Regions from separate parts of the Mus musculus genome. Here region 1 is linked to region 2. The links are chromatin contacts, found by POLR2A ChIA-PET in ENCODE. All regions are on one chromosome and are shown on one strand. Each heading gives the region's core, a stretch centred on a gene start or an enhancer-like site at or near the end of the contact. The rest is flanking DNA. Distances are from core to core; before and after follow the strand shown. Region 1 overlaps C87436 (expressed sequence C87436). Region 2 holds the start of Tia1 (cytotoxic granule-associated RNA binding protein 1).

Evidence for each region. ChIA-PET counts read pairs that join two places held with the same protein, here RNA polymerase II (POLR2A).
Region 1: POLR2A ChIA-PET joins it to region 2 with 16 read pairs in embryonic stem cell. The contact joins the enhancer-like site here to the promoter of Tia1 in region 2. POLR2A ChIA-PET finds 5 or more read pairs at or near these places in 4 of 5 experiments (Patski and embryonic stem cell).

The regions. Positions count from the first base shown.
Region 1 is chr6:86,470,156-86,473,314 of GRCm38, reverse strand. C87436 (expressed sequence C87436) reads right to left here. Exons shown (of 10, transcript NM_001364557.1): 10 at 2,927-3,159. It overlaps A430078I02Rik (RIKEN cDNA A430078I02 gene), which reads left to right. Exons shown (of 3, transcript NR_131126.1): 2 at 414-522; 3 at 826-3,038. Among named protein-coding and RNA genes, the nearest start is that of A430078I02Rik, 9.1 kb to the left of the region's middle. Within about 2 kb of position 1,739, at least 1 of the 3 ENCODE cell types and tissues checked has a DNase peak (open chromatin) inside an H3K27ac peak, as active enhancers do.
Region 2 is chr6:86,402,716-86,405,898 of GRCm38, reverse strand. Tia1 (cytotoxic granule-associated RNA binding protein 1) reads right to left here and starts at 1,680. Exons shown (of 13, transcript NM_011585.4): 1 at 1,377-1,680. The coding sequence starts at 1,402. n-TGccc4 (a tRNA gene) reads right to left here and starts at 2,006; the gene lies at 1,936-2,006.

The DNA of each region.
Region 1 (3,159 bases), core at 490-2,989, 67 kb before region 2:
CCCTAATAAGAGCTGGAGAAGTAGCCATAGTTCAACTCTGTCCCTACTAAGGGGACAGGGAATCCATTTTTCTCAGCTCAGATGATGGTTCCCAGACCTCAGCTTCTTATTCCATTCTTTCTGGAAGTCAGGGACTGTGGGGCAAAAGGGTACCTCAAGGTCACTCGTCAGTGCTGTGCCGCCAGTGACAAAGAATTAGACTGGTGTTCGGGTAAACTCTGGTACCCACCTTGAGTTCTGAAGCAGGTCCCATTTCTAACCCCTTTGCCACCCAGAGGGCTCGAGGCTTACTGGGGCGGTAAAGAGGAAAATCTTCTATTAACAGTCAGGGAACAGAACACAAAACCTTCCCGGGTTTGGTTAAGGTTAGGGACTACCAAGTCTTTTGAGGTACCATTCCTTTTGTTCCTGAGGTGATTGATGGTGGTTAAAGGAGGCAGAACGTGGCTGCCCTGGAGGAAGGTCTACTGCGGGAAGGAGCCACAGACACCTTGGAGGCCTCAAGAGCTGTGCTAGTGTAAGGTGCGTTGGAGGGGAAAGGAGGGCAGGCTTTCTAAGTCCCTCCTACTATCTCCTCCTTTCTCTCCCACCCCTCCTTCTCGCCTCTCCCCTTAAACAATCCCCTCCCCCAACTCTTCCGGCCTTCCCCTCGTCTCCACACTTCCTTCCTTCCCGGCTCTCCCCTACCCCCTCTCCGCACCCCCTTCCCATCTTCAGCCACTTTCCTCTACCCCCCACCTCTTTTACATCTTCCACCCCTTCCTACTCCCTTCGGCCCTTCTCCCCTACCCATCCCCCTCGTCTCCCTTGTCTCCTCCCCTCCAGCTCGACACTCGGCGGTCGCCACGTCCCCAGCCCCGCCCACGCGAGCTCGCAGGGAACCCCGGTGACGTCACCACCCGCAGCGCCCTCCTTCCCGCGCTCTCCAGAAAGGACGCGAAGGTGGTGACGTGTCCGGAGCGCCAGCGCGGCTGTGCACAAAGCGCGTGACCAACCTGCGGCGCCGCCTGGCGGAAGAACAGTGGCGGTGTGGCTGGAAGCGACGTGCGGCGGCAGCGTGGTGACGTCACCTCGCGGGGCCACGTGACCGCGTGCTGTTCCGGCTTCTCCCCTCTACCGGTGTGGGCAGAAACGTGGCTTCTTTACTTGCTCTACTTGGTCTCCTGAAACTGCCTGGCTGCTTGGTCGCGCTGCGGGTCATGGGAAGTTTGAGGATCATACTCATTCTCTGCCCTTGTCATTAACCGAAATTGTGTCTCAGGATGGGCCAGAAAGCACCATCTTCAGCCACATCAGCAGATCGCATGTGATGCTCTGTGTCATTATGCAGACGTGGAGTTTACGAACTAGTCCAGAGTATCCCGAGTATCCCGAGTCATTCAGGAGCGCAGTCCAGGCCTCAGCCATAGCTGCTGGACCCACACCAAGCCGTAGAAGGGAAGGCAGGAAGGAAGTCACAAATCCTTTTGGGAACCAACCTTGTTATTTGAAAGGCAGTTTTTCACATAGCACTTCGTACAGTGTCAGGGTGCTTCCTAGAAATGCAGGTCTTGGACCTTGCCTTAAAGCTTACAATTCAGATAGACACTTTTGTTGACACGGGGTCTCACCTTGGCTGACCTGGTTCTATGTAGACAAGGTTGCCCTTGAAGGTGTGCACCATAGTGACCAGCTAGAATATACATTTCAACAAGATCCCAGAGTGAGTCCTATAAGTACTGGTTTGACAGATTACTGTGCATCAAGCCCTACCGTGAAAATGGTAATATCAAAGTCACAGGCCTGCCCCAAGTTAAGCCCCAACTGAATGGACAGTTGGCTAGAACTGTCCCAAGGGCTTGTATGGCCTGGCCACACCCCATTTCCACAAGGTGCTTGTCCAGCCTTTACTGTAAACACAAGGCACCCCCCCCCCCCTCCAAGCAGGTTGGAGCTGGGTGTTTCGTCATTTACAATTAAAACAGAGTTATCAGTTATAAGACATTCCTATCAAGGGGCTGGAGAGATAGATGGTACAGCAGTTAGGAGTATTGGCTGCTCTTCCAGGGGACCTAGGTTCCCAGCACCTACATGATGGTTCACAATCCTCCCTAACTTCAGTTGCAGGCGCTCCAACAACCTTTCCTGATTTCCCAAGGCACCAGGCACCCATGTGTTCATATATACATGTTGGCAAAGCATGAGAGAGAGAGAAAAAAAACCCCTGCATATCAAACCAATGTATTTCAAGTTGAAAGAATATATACGTAGAAGTAAACTAAACATAATTTTAGTACTGTGTAGAACTCAATCTGTAGCCCCAGTGAGACTTCAGGAAGAGTAATTCCTAGAACCCAGGGAAAAATGAAGACTCAGTGGGAAAACTGACTGGCATGATAGTGTAAAGGGAAGTCATGGCAGGTGTGTAGAAAATGCTTCCTCCTCTCCTAGAAGGCAAATCTTCACTTCCTCCACCATCTTAGTTCTAGGATGAGTGAACCTAGAACTTTTGAATTTTATCAGCTGCTTTTAAAAAACAAAAAAAAAAAACAGGTTCTCACTTTGTAGTTCTTGCTGTCCTAGAACTCACTGTATAGATCAGGCTGGCCTCAAACTCAGAGATCTGTCTGCCTCTGCCTCCCGAGTGCTCAGCTGCTCTTAATTTTGAATAATAATAATGATAAAATAATAACAATAAATTTAAAAATGCCTTTAATCCCAGAACTTGGGAGGTAGAGGCAGATGAATTTCTTGAGTTCTAGGCCAGCCTGGTCTACTGAGTTCCAGGACAGCCAGGGCTACACAGAGAAACCTTGTTGTGTGGGGTGGGTGGGTGGAGGTGGTGGTGAATATGTGTTGCTGATCCCCTGGCACTGCCTACTTTCCTGTTGACAAGATAAATTCTCCCACAGGTTCTAATTGTAAAATCATGACATCAATGGCACCATTTGGAAAAACTAGTGACACTGTACTTTATTTTGTTATCAGAATAAAGAGTGATTGGAGCTCTTGGGCAGAGAGAGAGGACCCTGCTCGGCCCAGGGCATCGTTAACTTTCCAACACTGTTGGCTAAGATCCAGTGCTGTGACTTTTGGAGAATTACAGAAAAACAAGCTGCAGGTGAATCCATGAGAAGCCAGTGAGCTGGATTTTTGTTGTTTCTTCTAAAACTCTGGTCA
Region 2 (3,183 bases), core at 431-2,930:
TATAAAAGACCCTGTTTCCAAAAAAAAAAAAAAAAAAAAAGTAAGTATATTTCACATAATACATTAAAAATAGCAACTTGAAATTTAAATTGGGGCAAAGTGTATGGCACAGACTTTAATCACAGTGTTCAGAAGGCAGAGGCAGACAAATCTCTGAATTTTAGGCCAACCTGGTCTGTAATAGTGAGTCTGGGACAGCCAGAGATACACCCTGTCTCAATAAAACAAAACAAACAAAAGAAAAAAGAAATTGAAAATGGGCGAGGGGAAAAAGAATAACGTATCTGTACTTCAGAACAATTTTAATAACTAGAAAATGTCAAAAAGAACCCTAAATGTACATAGCTCTAAAAGTACCAGGATTCTAGAAATAAAAAGCTATGGCAGGAACTAGGTGCAGAGTTAAGGCCCGTAACATGATACATGTTCATCCTACTTCATTTATATGAACTATATGCACGATACATCAAGTTGCAATCTTCAAATATACCGGGAGAAAAAAACAACAACCAAAACCCACAATTTCTTGAGCTTTTCTTTTTTGCCCTGTGAAACCCAACAAAGGCACAACCGCCTCAACCCGTGCGTTGAAAAACAAAGAATGCAAGGGGAAGTTACATGACAAAGACAATATCCTAGACTCGAGTTACAAAATATTCACTAAAGATGCTTACACCTGACTGACCACAGTTACTCCATTAATAAAAATGTCAACCACTAGTCGCAAATGGTGGTAAATATGTTTTAATGAAACCCACTTTCCCTCGGTAGATGCATCCCTCCGAGTGAGATTTCCATTTTTTAAGAACGGTTTCAACATCCTTGGGTGTCCAGTTAGGTTTTTTGGTCGAGGGTCAGGGGAGTACTACAGAGGGAAAGCCGAAGACCTTCGAGAAAGATGTCTGGCTTTTTTTTTTTTTTTCTTTCCAGTTCTCAACTGCAAGTATAAAGTTTTTAACCTCAGCCTTCAAGAATTAAAAATGAAAAAAATCCTACCAAAAGAAAAGAGAAAGGACGTTCCAGATGGAAATCTGGAAAAGATTCATCGAAAAGAGGGGGCGGGGAAAAAAAGGACGCAAGCATGGGACTCCAGGAGGACGTGCCGAGTCCTGAGGAGAGCTTTGAATGAAAAGTCCTTCCTCCAGGTCTGGGGGCCGCGGGTGCAGCCAGCCGAGGGGTGACAGGGGCCGAGCCCCTCTCCCGCCATCGTCCTCTCGGCCCGGCTCGGCTCTAAGCATCCTGGCGTGCGCACGGGAGGGAGGAACCACCACAGCGCGGCGTCCACGGAGAACAATAGGCTGCAGAGAGGCGCAGGGCCGCGGCCTCCCTACGGGGCGACCACCATCCCGCCTCCCTCAACGCTGCTCCAGACTCACAGAGTCTTGGGCATCTCGTCCTCCATGGCTGCTGCGGTCGCGGCGGCACCTCAGGGTCCAGCTCCCTGCCCTTCGCTACCTCCCAAATCCTTGAGGCGGGCTATGGCTGCGGAAGAGCCGGCCTCCTCGCTTGACCGGAGGCTACTTCGCTTTCTTCTTTGGCAGCGATTACACAAAAAAAGGCCCGGCCTACCGCGAACAATGAAACCCCGATCCAAGATGGCGGCGAGCCGGACGCCTAGGAGCCGGCAGCCGAGTGACCCGTGCCGCGCATGCGCACAGCCAGCTAGCATGCTCACCCTCCTGGCAGCCGGGTTTAGGCTTCAAGGACGGGGTTCACTTGGTGCGCAGCCGCGCTGCCACCAGGCAAGGGATGGCTCAGAGTGCGCAGACGCAATGCCAGTAGTTTAGGATTTCTGTAGTTTCAGAGCGGAGTGTTTCATTTGTGAATTATATAGTGAAATTAAAAATCCTTGGGGAGGTTAAAGAAATAAAATAGCAGGTGTTTTTCTAGCAGGAAAATTTTCTTTTTGCACACTATTTAAAGAGAGAAAAGACATGCGCCGCCCGGGAATCGAACCCGGGTCGCAAGAATGGGAATCTTGCATGATACCACTACACCAGCGGCGCTGTTGAGGATTTGGGCGTCCGAAAACTCATAGGAGATACGTTAGTATCTCTGCCTATTGGATTCTTGATTTATGTAAATGAAAATTAGAACGAATTGATACTTGCACTTTTTCCGTTGCTTTATGAAACGATTCATTCTTTCTCATACCAATGCTGTTGAGTGGCTGTTTGAGAAAAATCTCGACTTTCATTTTTGCTTATTATTTAGAAGTAAGAGTTGTGGTAAGAAAATAAGGTCTACTTGACAATAAGCAATACTTTGCGAGCAGGAATCATATTTATGTCTGGATTTCTTTTGTATACCCAATGTAATCGAAAAGCTGGTAATAACAGAGTTACTGTTGCAAATTGGTGAGAAGAATCTCAACAGTCAGCCCTTGCTTAGGGTTCAGAGTTATGGCTCTGGAATGTGGTTCCGGTACTTTTTTTTATCCTTTCTTATTACACTATACATATTATGTAAAGCATTTATTAAAGACGTGAAAGTTTTTGTATCCAATGTCGTTCTTTTACATCAGTGGTCCTCAAGATTCCTAATGTTGCGACCTTTTAATACAGTTCCTGGCATTGTAGTGACCCCAACCATAACAGTACTTTTGTTGCTACTTCATAACTGTAATTTTGTTACTGATATGAATTGTAATGTAAATACTTTCAGCGATAGAGGGGTGGTAAAGGGGTCGCGACCCACAGGTTGAGAACCAATTGCGTACTCTGCCATATTTGGGATTCCCTCTCTCTTTCCTTCTTCCTCCCTCCTTTCCTTCCTTCTTTTCTTTCAACTTTTCTGTTTTTCAAGACAGGGGGTCTCTGTGCAGAACTGGCTGTCCTGGAATTAGCTCTGTAGACTAAACTAGCTTCAAACTCAAAAGATCCTCTTGCCTCTGCCTCCCTAATGCTGGGATTAAAAGCATGAGCCACCACCACCCCACATTTGGGAGTTCTACTTCTATAATTATCTCTAGAGTACGTCATATTTTCAGATTATATAGAGTCTATATTATAGACAGAAAACAAATATTGTCCACACTTCAGAACGCAGAAGTAGGTAGGAAGTTCAGGAGTTCAAAGCCAACCAATGCTATTTAGAAGCAAGCGCCTCTCTTCAAACAAACAAACAAAGAAACAAACAATAATTTTAAAGAAGAGTATGGCAAATATTTAAGTGTTTAAAGTA